Regions from separate parts of the Homo sapiens genome. Here region 2 is linked to region 1. A link is an interaction called in ENCODE POLR2A ChIA-PET data of the cell type or tissue named here. Cell type or tissue: PC-9. All regions are shown on one strand. Each heading gives the region's core, and the rest is flanking DNA. Links, peaks and the distances in the headings are about the cores only. Region 1 has its middle 13 kb from the start of RAMP3. Region 2 has its middle 310 kb from the start of IGFBP3.

Region 1 (8,337 bases), core at 281-8,280:
TCATCTATGTTCTGCAGATAAGGAAATGGACTGAGAACTTTAGAAAAGGACCTGGGAGCCAGGGTCTGAAACAAAGTCTGTTTGACACCAGAGTGAGGACAATCATTCTGCCCCGGCTTTGATTGCATTTTATGGTGAGGCTCAAAAGAGAAAATGGGAAAACTTCCTATGGGCTGTGACATGCTGTATAACGTTGGGCATAGTGGTTACTAGAAGTCCTTGTAAGCACTGTGAGCCAAGAAGGCCAGCGGGGTTGAGTGCTACTAGAAGGTTAACAGGCTGTCTTCTAAGAGGCCTCACGAGGTGGGGATACCTCAGTGGTACTGTAGTATCGCCACAGCATCCAGGCTTAGGGCCTTAACCTCACAGGCCCAGAAATGCACAGAAAACTTCATACACAAGGAAGGACTATGTGTTAGTTTATTCTCACATTGCTATAAAGAACTACCTGAGACTGGATAATTTATGAAGAAAAGAGGTTTAATTGACTCACAGTTCCACAGGCTGTTCAGGAGGCATGGCTGGGGAGGCCTCAGGAAACCTACAATCATACCGGAAGGGGAAGTGAGTACCTTCTTCTCATAGTGGCAGGAGAGAAGAGTTCTCGAGAGAGTGTGAGAGAAGGGGGAGGTGCTACACACTTTTAAATGATCAAGTCTTGTGAAAGCTCACTCACTATCACGAGAACAACAAGGGAGAAATCTGCCCCCGTAACCCAATCACCTTCTACCAGGCCCCTCCTCTGACACATGGAATCTCAGGTGTGAACATACTCCTCTGGCCTCCCGGGCTTTCTTGTTCCACCTATCTTCTGTTTCACCCAGAGTATGGCCATTCTCCAGGTCCTATGTCTGTCCTGATTTCTACACAGGTGACTCTTTAGCCATTTTAGGTGCTACTTGGGTCATTGGAAGAGATGATCCAAGGTAAGTTTGGGAAAGGCAGTGCTATGGGATGAAAAGAGCCAACAATTGACTGAGTCAACAAACTGGACCCCACGCTAGCTCTTTTGTGTGTGTGTGTGTTTCTTTTTTTTTAAATTATTATACTTTAAGTTCTAGGGTACATGTGCACAACGTGCAGGTTTGTTACATATGTATACATGTGCCATGTTGGTGTGCTGCACCCATTAACTCATCATTTACATTAGGTATTTCTCTTAATGCGATTCCTCCCCCCTCCCCCCACCTCACGACAGGCACCGGTGTGCGGTGTACCCCACCCTGTGTCCAAGTGTTCTAATTGTTCAATTCCCACCCATGAGTGAGAACATGTGGTGTTTGGTTTTCTGTCCTTGCGACAGTTTGTTCAGAATGATGGTTTCCAGCTTCATCCATGTCCCTACAAAGGATGTGAACTCATCCTTTTTTATGGCTGCATAGTATTCCATGGTGTATATGTGCCACATTTTCTTAATCCAGTCTATCATTGATGGACATTTGGGTTGGTTCCAAGTCTTTGCTATTGTGAATAGTGCCACAATAAACACACATGTGCATGTGTCTTTATAGTAGCATGATTTATAATCCTTTGGGTATATACCCAGTAATGGGATCACTGGACCCCATGCTAGCTTAACCACCGTCCCCTCTCTGGGTCTCAGATTTGCAACAGGTGGCGGGAGTGTGGGAACTATGGGCCTCACCCCAGAGTGGCTTCCAGGAAAGAACTTCCTGAAGCTGTGTGTGTGGCTGCCTTTGCACTCTGCAGCCATTTTATTCCAGGAATGTAACACATAGGCCTGTGCAAAGATTTTACCATGAAATCACATTGTTATTTGTTGTACAGAAAATCTAACACTAGAAAGTTGGTGATGTCCATTGTGATATCCACACAAAGGAATACTATTCAGCCATCAGAAGCCTTCTTTTTACAGTAGGGCTGAAAAGGGGAGGAGAAAATAATTTTCACTTTATGTATTACTGTGTTGCACAAGGTTTAAATTGATATATTTCTGTCTTCTTTACTGCTACCACCATGTACTCCTTTAACTTTATAGAAGGTTTTATTATTACCAAATAGTAAAATGGTCATAACAAACTAAGAAAAAACATCAGTATCTTCCCTGTTGTAAAATCTAATGAAGACAGATAAAGGATTTCCAATCACGGCAGACACAGTACTGGCAGAATGGTCATACTCAGGACACGAGAAAGCCAGGGAAGCCAAAGAGCACATTCACACCTGGCATTCCAGGTGCCCAGTGCATGTTCTCAGAGCAGCAGCAGGGGAGCCTGGAGGGTTATGATTTCACATGAATCTAACTAAAAAACGTAAAAAGTAGGCTGGAAGGTATTATGATTTTTTTTTCTAAAGTCAATATGCCACAGATGATTTTTATTTCCTTTTGTTTCACTTCATTTTTTATTTCTTCCCCCAAAACGACATGTACCACTTCTGTAAAGTGCAGAAAATGCAAACACAAAAACCCGGAAGGTGCCTTCCAAGTCTGCGAACTGCACAGGAGCCTGTGCCCCCCACCTCTCCAGAAGCCTGCCTTTCCCCAACTACCAACACCAGTTTCAGATCTTTTGCTATCATGAGGGTTCAGGACAGCTCTGCTCTGACATCCAGAAAGGAGGAGAGTCCCAGGTCAGCCATTTGGCCCTGGACAAATAGCCCTTTATTTACTTCTTTCTCCCTGTAATATGGGGACAGACAAAAATGAAGTTATTAAGTGCCTATGAACTAAGAGCTTCTGGCATACTTCATCTTTTTTTTTTTTTTTTTTTTTTTTTTAGACAGAATCTTGCTCTGTTACCCAGGGTGGAGTACAGTGGCGTGATCTTGGCTCACTGCAAACTCCACCTCCTGGGTTCAAGCGATTCTCATGCCTCAGCCTCCTGAGTAGCTGGGATTACAGGCACCTGACACCACGCCTGGCTAATTTTTGTATTTTTAGTAGAGATGGGGTTTCTCCATATTGGCCAGGCTGGTCTCAAACTCCTGACCTCAGGTGATCTGCCCTCCTCGGCCTCCCAATATGCTAGGATTACAGGTGTGAGCCACCGCACCTGGCCTACTTCATATTACTATTATTATTATTATTTTAAAAGATTCCCAAAGCAAAATCCTGGCATCCAAGAAAATCTGGAAGGAACATCTTCAGTTTCATGGCCCATGTCTCTTGCATTTCTCCTCAACACTTCTTGTGCCAAATGCTCACCTCCCTGACAGGGACCATCTTTGGTATTCACCAAGTCCTCCAGATCTCTGATGAAGGCCTCCCCCTTTTTCAGTTCAGGATATCAAGTCTGGCTTTGGGTAAGCACAGTCAGCACTGAGAGGCTACCCCGTTAGGCTAGTGTCCTTGAGCTCTTAGTCAGAAAGCCCATTCACAGCCACAGCATTTACTTTGACTCATTAGAGGTGTAACCTATTGAGAAAGATAAAGGAATAAGCAGAGGACTCAGGGATTCATTCATCCCACAAAAATCTGAGTCTCTACTATGTGCGAGGCTCTCTACTGGGCATCAGAGGCTTGAAGATGGGTAAGACAGGATTGCCGCTCTCATACGGCTGAGGAATACTATATGCAGTTTTGCCCCATCTCCTGCTCACACTCTCCCTGGCTCTGTATTTTATGTTACTATATTTCCCCTGCCTTTGCATCTGCCATGACTATGACTGTAACTATCCTGAGAGCCAGGGTGAGCATCTTCCAAGTTGTAGACTCACCATTCTTCTCAGCTTTTTGTCCTGTTTTTGACTTAATTAAACAGGAACCTGGGCTCTTGTGAGCAGGATTAGGGGAAAGAGCGATGAGTGGCTATAAGGCATCAAGGACTTGATTCTATTCCGAGACCAGGAGGTCAGCGAGAATGAACCATTCCAAAGGGATCTTGCCTTGAATCCATGCCCCAGCCTTGTGTGAGGGAGAGTGTGTGTGTGCCCATCCTATTGCTGGGGTGGTGTGTCTAGTGTGTGTCTAGTGTAAATTGGATCACAGTGGTGTGTTGAATGTGGGAAGGATCTGGCAGAGTGATTCAGTCCTCAGATGAGGGTATCTGGAGGGTGGGGTTCAGGGAGCTGTCCCTTGTTTGCTTTTCTGCTTGTTGAGTTTGAGGCACAGGTAGAGGACAGACTGGGGGCAGAGAGGTCAGGGTCATTTCAGATTTGTCTGCACAGGGTGCAGAATGCATGGTCTTAATGGTCATGGATTATATTGCCAAGAGGTGCTGAGGGAAGAGAGAGACTGCCAAGGGCCAGTCTTGGAGAAAGCCTGTGTTCTTAGGGCAAGGGAGGGAGAGAAAGACACTGAGAGGAGTGACTGAAGAATACCAGGAAGGAGAAAGTATGGGGGGTGGGGTGGAGGGAGTAGGGAGATGGGGGAGGGGAGGTAAGGGGGCCGCAAGTGCCAAATGCTGCCAAAGTTGGAGAAAATGAGGTCTGGCAGTGTTCACAGGGGTTGGGAACCAGGAGCGTACTTTGGAGCTTTCAGTGGCGCCTTTTCAGGAAATATCAAGACTAGAGGGAAAGGTTAAGATGAAAGGTGGCGAGTAGCGGGAAAGATGGTTGGAGGGTAGATGCTCCAAGAGTTGGTTTGTAAGGCAAACGTGGCAGAATTGGCTTTGGAAACAGAACCCCATATACCATCCCTGGAGTGGAGGGAGGGTGAAGATGAGGCGTGTAAAGATGAAACGGGGGAGCAGAGAGCACATCAACTTTTACCCAGTACAGGAGGCCACGGGGCCATCCACAGAAAGTGATAGGGACAGGAATGCAGCTGATGCTCTGGGGGACTGGGAGGTCTCGGTTGATAGCAGGCAGCTGTCCTTCGTTGAGCTTCGGGCTGAGCTTTGTGCTCAGGGCCTTAGACTTCATCATTATCTTAGCTATCTCCACAAAATCCTTCCAGACCAGACATTACCCTCATTTTACAGACCAGGAAACTGGGGCTTAGAAAGGCCAAGTAATTTTCTCCATGTGACATAGTTGGGAGGTGATGAAGCCAAGAGGTGAACACTTAACCCCATACCTAGGAGGGGATCAGCTGTGGGGCGATGCTGAGCCCTCCTACAAGGCTGCCCACGCAGCAGGACTGCTGGGCTGCTGCAGGCGTGGGGAGAAGCCATTTTAATAATGAAATGGAGAGACCCATAAGGCAGGCATAAGTATTGCTGAGACTTTTATTTTTGATTCTAGAGAGTCCAGAATACATGATTTGATGCAAGGAGGGCTGCCTTATCTTGGAGAATCAGATCAGGAATGTCCTGGGCCCCCCAGTTCTGCCGGGTAAGGGCGGCAAGGGCCGCATGGGTAGGCGGGGCTCGTCAGCCACATTCTCAAGAAAATCTTTTCCAATCTGGGCAACATAGTGAGACCCCATCTTTAGAAAAAACAAATTAGGTGGGCATGGTGGCATGTGCCCTTAGTCCCAGCTACTCAGGAGGCTGAGGCAAGAGGATGGGTTGAGCCTGGGAGGTTGAGGCTGCAGTGAGCAATGATGGCGCCACTGCACTGCAGCCTGGGTGACAGCATGAGACCCTGTGTCAAAAAAAAAAAAAAAAGCTCTGTGCTCCAAGGTGATGGGAGCTACTTTGGCATTTGTGGCCACCCACCGAAAACCAGAGGATGGGAAAAGTTTGCCAGGGAATGCTGATGGCGGGGGGGCACCGTCTTTGGGATAGTGGGAGAGGCTGCTGTGCTGGGGATCGCTCCAGCACTGGTCTGGGGCTTGGGGCTCCTCAGCTGTGCCTCTGCACCCGGGGCCCTTGGATTTGGTTTCCTCCTCCGTGGCTGTAGGGACCCTACAGAAGTGTCCTCTCAGCCTCTGTTCTTCTGGAAGGCTTGGGACAACCTGATGCAGACCTGGGGACTATGGCTAATGAGTGTGGGAGCCCCAGACAGAAAGCCAAATGGGAGGGGTGGGGGGTGTAGAGGCTGTAGGCTGGGCCCCTGTGGTTGGAGAGGAAGGTTTAAGACACAGTCAGGAAGGCTCTGAGGGCTGCCCAGACATAGTCTCTGAGGGGCCCTTTTGAACAGCATTAGGATGGGGCTAGCCTAGGAACCTCTAGGAAAGGAGCCAGGCTCACCCAGGGCTGGAACTTGTAGTTGAGGTGTCCTCTTCAGCATTGTCTGTCCCGTAAGCATAAGGCTGGGGGGCTGGCGGACATCAGGCAGTGTACCCAACATGGGGCAAAAGGGCTTTTACAGCCAGCGGAGCCAGGTGCTGTGAGCAGTATGAACGAAGGCAGGCCGGGAGCAGGGCCGTGGGCCTGGGCTCGGGAGGAAACCGCTGAGCAAGGTGGGCTGTATCCCCAAGTAAGGAGTCCCTGCAGGGGGTGGACGGGAGTTGACAGGCTCAGGCTGAGCTCCACTGGGCTACACTGAGTGTCTCAGGCCTCTCCATCTCAGGCCACGATTGTCCTGGGGCCAGCTGGGGTGGAGGTGGCAGCAAGGTCAAAGGGCAAGAGAGGTAGACAAGGCTAGAAGCACTAAATGCTCTGGGAACCCCAGGTGTGACTTAGAGATGACTGTGGAAGGGAGGGCAAGTGGGCCACCTACTGGGCAATAGGCCAGGGGGCAGCGGTCACAGAGTCACTGGCTTCTGAGACCAGACATGAGCAAGAGTTGGGCCTTAGGCACGGAATAGCACACCCTGTTGCTGCCCCCGAATACCCCCTAGGCTGTCCTAAAGCAGACTTTGCCTAAAGCCCAACGAGAAACGGTGCATGCCTCGGATGAGGGCTGGCCCCACAGCTGGATCTGAAGAAGGACTGGAGCACGGGAGTACATGGGCACTGGAGTTCTCTCTGCCTCTCCTCTCTGGCTGCATCTCTCGGCAGTGCCAGGGTTCTCTCCTCCTGAGTTTCGGGAAATGGTCCCAGGCTGAACTGAAGTCTCAGCCCAATTTCAGATTCCCAGCAAGGAGACTTTGAGCAGGAGCTTGGGTATTATGTCCATCTGACCATGCAGAAGGGGTGGAGACACCATGTGACTAGCTTACACTCAGCTGGGGGGTTGGAGGTGATTGGTTTGCACACTGGGCAGTGGTCCCAGGAAGCTCCTAGGCAGGTGGGGAATGTCATGTGTCCAGAAGATGCATGTGCAGATGTGTGTATACATGTATGCCCTACCTGTGTGTGGGGATGCCCTGAAAACTTAAAAAATTATGTAATAAAAATAAATTTTGCAATAGAAATATTGTTAAAACTTCAGAAAAGACACAAAAGAAACTTAACTGATATCTCTGGACAAGTGGGACTGAGGCGTTAACATTTAGCACTTTCGTAACTAAAAAATTATTTTGTAATAAAACATTTTGTAATAAAATAATTTTAAATAAAATATCAAAAAGATATTGTAATTGAAATTAATAAAATATATATTAAATATTTTTATAATAAATATGTAAAAAAAGTGACAAACACTCTACAGTATATCAATGTTTAAAACAAGAAAATGAAGACACACATAAGTATAAAAAATGCAAAACTGCAAAAAGGTACAGAGTGTTTGGGTGAGGGAAAGTTCATTTAGTTCTGTCCCAGGCATTTGATGGTGAAACCCAGTTCCTGAGCTGGGGATTGCGGGCGAGCGCAGGAGGGCACCCAGCCCAGAGATCAGATGTGAGAAAAGAGTCAAGGAAGGCTCCTCGGAGGAGGTGACCCTGCAGCTCCATCTTGACAGGTGAAGTTGAGCCAGGAGGAGACTGAGCTGGGGGAGCTGACCCGGAGGAGGAGGGTCTCAGAGCGAAATGAGGAGCCGGTTAATTCCAGCAGAAGGCAGAAATGAGCCGCTGAGAGCTCAGAGAGGGTACATGGGCATCCTGGATGGAGGACACACGCGGCTCACCTCCTCCAGGCTCTGAGCTGTGCAGAGAAGCGGGCCAGGCTCAGCCCGTACTCGGCTCCTCGGCGGCAACCGCACTCATGCATGAGAAGAGCGGCGTTCCTGTAGGTCAGACACCGCAGAGCTCGCCCCTTAGCCTGGCTGGCTTCTCCTCCTGTCCTGGCCTTTGAATGTCGAGCCTGCCGAGCCCCGTGCTTTTGCAGGGTTTCTGCACAGGTCCAGCCCGGCAGCCCGCCTCTCTCTGAGCTCAGGTCAGCCTCACAGCAACGCCCGTCAGGCCTGGCTCCTTCCCTCCACTACTGCTCCTTGTCTGCAGCCGGCCCCGTCCACCATCCAGGACCTAGGCAGACCAGCGGAGACTTCGGCATGGGCCTGCTATTCCCCAAACTCACCGGCTCACCATCTCCCCATCTCTTTCCCTGCGGAGGCATGTGTCCTTGTGCTTCCGGTGGATCCTCCGCACTGCTTCTCAAAGTGCCATGTGATGTCACACTCCTGATGCACGTGCACAACTTGCAGAGGGCATTTGTTCATTCGCTCATT
Region 2 (8,337 bases), core at 56-8,055, 1.1 Mb after region 1:
TAGTGTTGATCAACACTGATTATTAGTGATTTGCATTTTTACAAGAAATTGATTGTATGAGTATACATACAGTACTAGGCATATAAGAAACATTGGTTTGAAAGTGTTACAAAAAGAATATGGATTTAACTTTTTTTCTTTCTTTCATCTTTCTTCCTTACATATTTATTGAAAGCCAACATGTAGTGGGAACTGTGTTTTTTCATGGAATTCAAAGAAGATACTGGCATAGGTACTGCCCTATGGGATTCCACAGCCCAGTGTGGGAGCCTGTCACAGAAACTAACAACAGTGGCAGCAGTGACACTGGGGTAATAATAAGCTACTACTGTTTAGTATGTGCCAGGCTCTCTGCTAAGCACTGTGCACAGATTATTTCACCCACTGTCAAAAGCACATGCTATCATTTTCCTTATGGTTTTAGATGAGAAACCTGAAGAGCAGAGAGGTTGAGTGACTTGTCCTTCCTGTCACAGGATTGGTGAGCCACAGAGGCGCGCATCCCCACAGCCAGCACTTGGCACGATGACCCAGGGAGGGAGCAGAGGAAGTGCCCCAGGGAATCCAGGGGACCCATTCAGCAGCCCAGATGGAGGGTCTTAAAAGATACATAGGAGTAAGTCCAGAGAAGAGGGGTTGTGGAAGGCAGCCACTGGCAGGAATGAAACGATGAATGCCTGAGAGGTGAGGTGCTTTGGCAGAGAGGAAATTGTAGTAATGCAGAGTCGCTGGAGTGGAGAGAGGGGGATGAGAATCAGCATAGTGGGCTGAGGGGCTGGAAGGGAGTGAGGAACTTAGGCATTTTGTCAAGAAGATGGAATTCTGTCTAGTGGATTTTACTGTCACCGAACCAAACTGGATCAATTTGCCTACACAACGGAAAGTCAAACACCCAAGCACTGAGTTTTTGCAGCAAGGAAGTTTGATTGCTGTTTGGACAGAAGAGAGCAGGAAATGCTCAACTCTGTCTCTCTGAGCTGGGTTTGGAGCTTTATAAGCATAGGTAATGAGGTGCGATCTGACTGGATCTTGCAATTAGGTTTTGCTGGGAGGCATGATCTGACTGGATTCTGCCATGGAGAGATGCTAGGCTTGATATGATTGGATCCTGGATCCTGGTATACCCTGTTGGCTTCTTAATTCAGTCCCACTCCTCTGCCTGACCACTTAGGTTCCACTGGTGCCTTGTTTCTCTGGGAATGCTCCAGTTACGTGGCCTTCAACATGGGGGTCCATGGCAACTGACAAACAACTCATGACTCTGTTACATAAAAATTGAACCAGATCAATCTGTGTGGTGACATTGGGAAGAATATTTGGGGTTTGGGGGGGACATACTTTACAAAGAACATTCCATATGTTCTACAGAGATGGGACTGGAGAGGGAGAGAACTAAGGTAAGAGATTGGGAAAGAAAAATGGATTGAACAAATATTTAGAAACTAATAATGATGCAGCCTAGAGAATGCTTGTTTAAAGAGTAGAAAGGTGAAAAGGAATGTGGAATGTACCCGACTTCCTGGACATGGTTCTTGCTCTTTTTCTTGTGATACAAATCTAACTCCTTTTATGCAAGGGTCAGACCTACGACTAATTTTCCCACTCTGTAAGGCTGGGATTCCATTGGGAATCTAGGGCTGAGAAAACTCTATCCCCATTGAGATTGCTCTTCTCACCCCCACTTTGCACACCTGTCTGTTTCCCTGTGGGGCTGTATGAATTATTTGGATGCAACAAGCTGATGTTGTTATAATCTGAAGCTTCAGAGCCTGCCTGGTACCTGCAACACAATTGATATTTTAAAAAAGTGCCTAAGGAAGGAAACCATAGTAACATCAGAGTGAAGAAAACCTAGCAGACACCACCTTAATCAGGTGACCAGGATCATCATCACCAGGAATAAGACCTATTGGTACCATGTACTGCTAATGATATGATGTGTAGGGCATTTCATGTGCATGTCGCTCCTCTCCAAAATCTCTAACCCTAGTCTAATAATGAGCAAACACCAGACAAACCCAAATTGGGAACATCCTACAAGATACTTGACCAGTACTCTTCAAAAATGCAGGGTCATGAAAGATAAGGAGAGACAGACATTGCTGAGCTTCACCTGAGCCCTGTATCCCCAGAAGCATGAAGATGGAGAAATCTACCTACCAGCCCACATATTCTCACTCTCAACCTGTCTACCTGCCCCTTTAAGACACCAGACTCTTCAGTGATGTATGTTCTCCCTGTTACGATGACCTGAATTACATCATCCTTAGTTGTCTGTTGCATTTTGTCTTTCCAAAGACTGAGAAAACAAATACTTGTAATGTGATATTCTCAAATGCCCTAAACAGATAAAGGGCATTTGTGGGACACCCGGGGAAATATTAATAAAGTCGGCAGTTTAGTTAGTAGTATTGTGTTAATGTTAATGTTTTCATTTCAATAAATGCATGTGATTATGCAAAATGTTAACATTAGGGGAACATAGGTGAACCCTGTACTATCTTTTTAAGTATCTGGTGTGTCCAAAATTATTTGAAAAAAATCTTTTTTAAAGTTTCTGCTAAATGGCTAAATATCAGCAACATTTGTGTCTCCTCTGGAGCTCTGGAATCCTAAAATGTTGCAGAGGATGGTGAAGTGCACGTCCCAGAGCCACATCTAAGATGTGGCACTCATTCTCCACACTGCCAACAGTACTGAAAAAGGACAGCCCAGCCAGTGCTTCTCTAGGCGTTGCCTGAGCCAATAAGAGACCAAGACCCTGCTTCTCTCCAGGGGAACACATTTACCAAGACTAGTGACAGTGAGGGATAGAAAGGCCTTCCCCCTTGCTTTATGGAGGGTGCCTTTGGGGCCCTTTTTTGACGCAGAGTTTTCTGTCTTATGACCACATTACATTACAAACCTTGCATTTTCCCAATTCTATCAACTTCAACCCCCCCTTGATTGTTGATCCCAACAGCATTCACCAAATAAACTTCCTCTTCAAAATCTTTGGCTAAGAGACTATATTCCAGGGAACCTGACCTCTGTCAGGCATTTACTACATTGGTGCAAAAGTAATTGAGGTTTTTAACCATTACTTTTAACTGCAAAATCCTCAATTTCTTTTAATAAAAGGCACTCCACACACACACACGCACACACACACAAAACCACCTGCACTACTGTACTAATTGGGGTTGTCCAGAAAAACAGAACCAATGTAAGGGGCTTATTTTTAATAACTAGCTCATGTGATTGTAGGGGCTGGCAAGTTGGAAATCTGCAGGGCAGGCCAGCAGCCTGGAGAAACAGGGAGGGTTTCTATGTTGCAGTCTGGAAGCAGAATTCCTTCTTTCAGAAATTTCAATCTTTGCTCATGGGTCCTTTAACGGATTCAACTGACTTGAAAAGGCCTATCCATCCACATTATGTAGGGCAATTTGCTTTATGCAAAGTCTACTGATTTAAATGTTAATCACATCTAAAAAATACCTTCACAGCAACATCAAGACTGATGCTTGGCTAAACATCTAGGCACCATGACCTACCCAAGTTGACACAAAAAAATCAACCATTACAGTCCACCCACACTGTCAGCAAACGTAAAAGCAATAATTGCACATAGCATAGGCCATGGCAGAGCATGCTGTCTAGAGGGATCTTGCCTGTTACTACAGAAAGACGTTTTCGAGGCCAGGACTAGAAATGGGAAATGTGAATCGAGGCACTATTCCTTGTGTGACATCACTGGCATGTATTAAACACATGATTTTCTGGATTTACACTTATTATAATAATATAGATGGGACTGTGAGCAATAAGTTGAATAACATAAAATGCTGTCAATCTTCACTTTTATTTTTATATTTCATCTACATTTTAAATTTCTTTCAGTGTGAGAAGCTTTCCCCAAGCTGGTGTATAGACACTCTTGCAAGCTTTAAAAATGTTCTGGTCCCTTGAAAGCAATAGGGAGTTTCATCGTAATTTCAGTTTGCAAAAGAGATTCTTGATTCAGAAGTTAGTATGTTCAGACCAAAATATTTAGTACTATTTTGATCTTCAAAGTTAAGCTTTCCCTCTCCTGCAAAGCAGAAGGAAAAAGAGTTGCCAGGGAAGCATCCATAGTGAGCCTATAGGTTGGCAGCAGAAAACATATTTTATGGTCTATACATATTTCTCAAAATAATTAATATAGGACTGCATATAAAATAGGTGCTTATTATCTGTAGATATTTTAGTAAGATTGGCATGCTTTCCTCTAACTCAATTAGGAAAGGATTTTTAGGAGATGGGAGTGAGTAAATGTACCTAATATGGCACAGAAGATGAGGACCCAAATTTGATCATTAGATTTAGCAAAGCAAGGGTTACTAATAGTTTACACAAGAGTAATATTTTGGTGGCATGTCAGGAGAAAAGCCTCACTGTAATGTTAATAAAAATTGGGAGAAAAAGCCACAGTGAGAGTAGAAAATGGCAAGATGTTCCGTAGATGAGAAGGTAACTGGGGTGAAAAGGGAATCGCGTGTGTGTGCATGTGCGCATGCTTTAAGACGGGCAAGATAACAACATGTTTTTATGCTGATGAGAACTACCTAGAAGAGAGTGTGAGGAAGAACAACAACTGATGCTATAGGGGAGAGGACAGAATTACAGGTATGTGTTCCTCACTGGGGAGAGGCAATAGTAGACAACAGTCAAGTGTGGGGGCCACAGGGAGTTTCTCCTCGGCCACAGGAAGGAATGCAGAGCACGTGGCTCAGATATGGTTGAGGAGGCTTATGGAAGTTCTGTGCCTGCTCTCTTCTTATTGTGTTATTTTCTCAGTGAAATAGGGAGCTAGTCATCAGCTGATGGTAGGATGAATTAGAACTTTGAAGAGAGGAGAATGACTCACGTTATAGCTCAGGGGATTTGGAGAGTAAACAGACTCTAGCATGATGACTGGGTAGCGTTATGTCATGGCTCAGATACTGGTGTCATGAGCTCTTCCTCAACTCCACAGTCCAGTTTGAAAGTGACCAAATCTTCTTGTTTTGTCCCAGACTTTCTCAGTTTTGAGAAAGTCTCATGTCTCAGGAAGCCCCGCAGTCCTGGGCAAAGCAGACGACTGGCCACCATGTCAAAGTTCTCCTGGTTATCAACCTTAAGGCTTTTCTCTTGAGATGTGAAGGGAGCAGACATCCCATTTTCACCTCTGGCTCAGTGGGAGGGGAAAGGTCGTAGTAGCACTTTCTCTGAAGAAATCCCCACATAAAGTCCTTCTCTCCACCTGCACTCTCACTCATGTCATCCGTATAAATTTCAGAATCCAATAACCATTCTTGGGAAAGAACATATTTTTAGAAAAATACCATTCCATAATTTTAGAAAATTTGTTATTTTAAGATAGTTTAAAAATATATTATTTAAAAACACATTAAAATATATGACTTTAAAATTCTCCTTAGAATTTGGCATCTCTTGAAAGGTAGTGCATCAGTTGGACTTTAGATTTAGTGCCCTGTCACACTAAAAGTGTTGACTAAAAATGAAGCATCTACTCACATCATCACCTTTATTTCTTCTGCGTATTGTAGATGACATTGTTAGCTTTGAAACATTTCACCTCACTTCTTGCCTCTAAGTTGTATGATATTTAACACAACCTTCAAAAGTAAATTATGTCATCACTTAAATGGATCCAGAAACAAGAATATTGTTCTAATAATCAAGCCAAACTCTGAATAATGCTTTTGTCAGATGGCCTTTATCATCTCCCAAATCTCTGTCTCTACTTTTGACTTCATGAAAGGCTAAAGGGTAAGAAAATCACTGATACCCTTCTGTGCCAGATGAAAATGTTCTGTCTGATCAATTTTAAAGGTCAGTACCTGTTAAAGGACAGTGCTTGTGGAAAACGATATGGCTTTGTACTGTAAAACAAGAATCCTTTACACTCACTTAAGGACACAATCAACAAGTTAATTATAATTTTATTTTCTTTTTGCAAATCTTTCTTTTTACTCATTTTTTAAAGAAGAAGGGTGGAAAAAACAGATGATACATTACTTGAGATCGAGCAAATTAGTATTACACAATCTTGGTTTATCAGCTTAAATATCTTGTAACTAGGAGGGTGTGCTGAATTATTGAAAGGATTATGAAAATTATTCTCTAGGGCTAGCTTACCCCTCCTTTTTCTTACCATGTAACAAAAATCACATATACTTATTTTTTTCAGTAGAAGTATTATTTTTCTTGGAACTCTGTGTCAAATAAGATAATAGAGAAGAAAGCACTGTGGGCTGTCTGGGTTGGTTAACAAAATACAACCATGATTAATAGCAGAGATTTTAAAGGCATCTGCCTCCCAGGAAGATCACATCATCCAGTTGTCTTCTCTCCCTGAGAGAGAAATTCCAGTCCCTTTCCTTGGTTGCATTTTCAGGACCTGATATAGCTACTTTATAGGACTGTAGAAGTCAACCTCTGGACATGGGTAGGGTTCAGAGTAGCAGGGTGGAGGGGAGCCTGGTATGGTGGGAAATGCTTGGGGTTTGGAGCTCATTGGGCTTGACTGTGCCATTTAGGGCATAAACTTTGTCTGATTCTGAATGTTGCTATCTAGGAAGTAATACTAATAATTGCTTCAAAAAAAATGTCATGGGGATTGTCTGCTGTATGAGGTCACTTGCTGAATATTTGAGCTGAAGTTTGAGCTATTGAATGCAACTTCCTATATATTCCTTTTGTATTATTATGGAAATATAGCCTACTCACACCTTATGTCCTGCAAAATGGGAAAGTGTTCCATAATAAATTCCCCTGTGCTATGGGGATTAAAAACACTGCAAAGCTTAGACTTTACAGGGATTCTAGAAAAAATGAAACCTCTGATGCTTACACGTACAGCAAATATTAAATTCAACCCACCTCCTAGGCAGATTAATTTAAATTTCACATTAGAATACTACTTACATCAGTTCCTATTACCTGACATAGGATGTGTGGCTTCTAACCACCAAAAAATTACAAGATATGCTAAAAGGCAAGATAAAACACCATCTGAGGAGACAAAACAAGCATCAGAGTCAACCTCATCCAGGCAGAGATTTTGGAATTATAAGACAAAAATTTTAAAATAACTATGGCTAGGCTGAGGGCTCCAAAGCAAAAAACAGGCAACATGCAAAATCAAATGAGTAATGTAAGCAGAGAGATAGCATTTCTAAGAAATAATCAAAAAAATACTAGCAATCAAAATAATCCATAACAGAAATGAAAAATGTCCTTGATGGCCTCATCAATAGATTAGGCATAGCAAGGAGAACATCAGTGGGCTTAAAGTTATGTCAAAAGAAACTTTCCCAAATTAAATTCAAAGAATGAAAACCAAAAGACAAACTAAAAAAGAACACAACACCCAAGAGCTGCAGGACAATTTCAAAAGGTTTAGCATGTGTTATTGAAATATCAAGAGATGAGAGAAAAAGAAGCAGAAGGTATATTTAAAGAAATAGTGGGTGCAAATTTTCCAAAATTAATGACAGACACAGTTCCAGGAATTTCAGAGAATATAAAACATGATAAATAAGTGTAGGTAAATACACCTAGGAATATCACAATTAAACTGTAGAAAACAAAAGACAAAGAGAAAATCTTGAAAGCAGCCAGAGAGAGTAAAAACACCTAACAGATATATGAAAAAAGATAAGAATTACATCAAACTTCTTGTCGAAAACCATGCAAACAAGAAGGGAGTGGAGTAGAATATTTAACACTTGAACAAAACAAAAGAAAATAAACTTGCAACCTTGAATTCTACATCCTATAAAGTGATCCATTAAAAGCTAAGGAGAAATAAGGACCTTCTCAAACAAAAACTAAGGAAATTTATTGCCAGTAGATGTAACCCTGAGACATTTTAAAAGAAGTTCTTCAGGGAGAAAGAATATAATACTACTCAGAAGCTTGGATCTACATAAAGAAAGGAAAGCATCAAAGGAGGAATAAGTGATTATAAAATTAAATTTTATATTATTCTTATTCTTAATTGACTGAATAGGTAGCTGTTTATTCAAAGTACTAATAATAACAACAGTGCATTAAGTGATTATAGTATATACATAAGGAAAATGAACAACAACAAAGTTAAAAGGGACAGGAAGGAGTGATTGGGGTACACTGTTAAAGGTACCTGTACCACCTATGAAGTATTATGGTAGTATTTGAGAGTGGACTTAATTTGGTTGTAAATATATATTGCAAACTGCAGAGTAACTGCTAAAAACATTTTTAAAAAGAAGTATAATTGATATGCTAAGAGAAGGGAGAAAATCTAATCATATAAAATACTCAATTAAGACC

What was found. Peaks named below come from ENCODE experiments on the same cell type or tissue, not always from the same donor. Only the 100,000 strongest peaks of a DNase experiment are listed, where the experiment ranks them.
Region 2: POLR2A ChIA-PET joins it to region 1 with 11 read pairs; 1 of 35 experiments calls an interaction of 5 or more read pairs at or near these places.

What each region holds. Positions count from the first base shown.
Region 1 is chr7:45,140,460-45,148,796 of GRCh38, forward strand. No RefSeq gene overlaps it. Among named protein-coding and RNA genes, the nearest start is that of RAMP3, 13 kb to the right of the region's middle. RefSeq lists an enhancer at 404-473. In PC-9, for the core only: no CTCF peak of the experiment used is centred there; a DNase peak (open chromatin) is centred at 3,342; H3K27me3 peaks cover 2,252 bases.
Region 2 is chr7:46,224,788-46,233,124 of GRCh38, forward strand. No RefSeq gene overlaps it. Among named protein-coding and RNA genes, the nearest start is that of IGFBP3, 310 kb to the left of the region's middle. In PC-9, for the core only: no CTCF peak of the experiment used is centred there; DNase peaks (open chromatin) are centred at 2,285 and 4,888.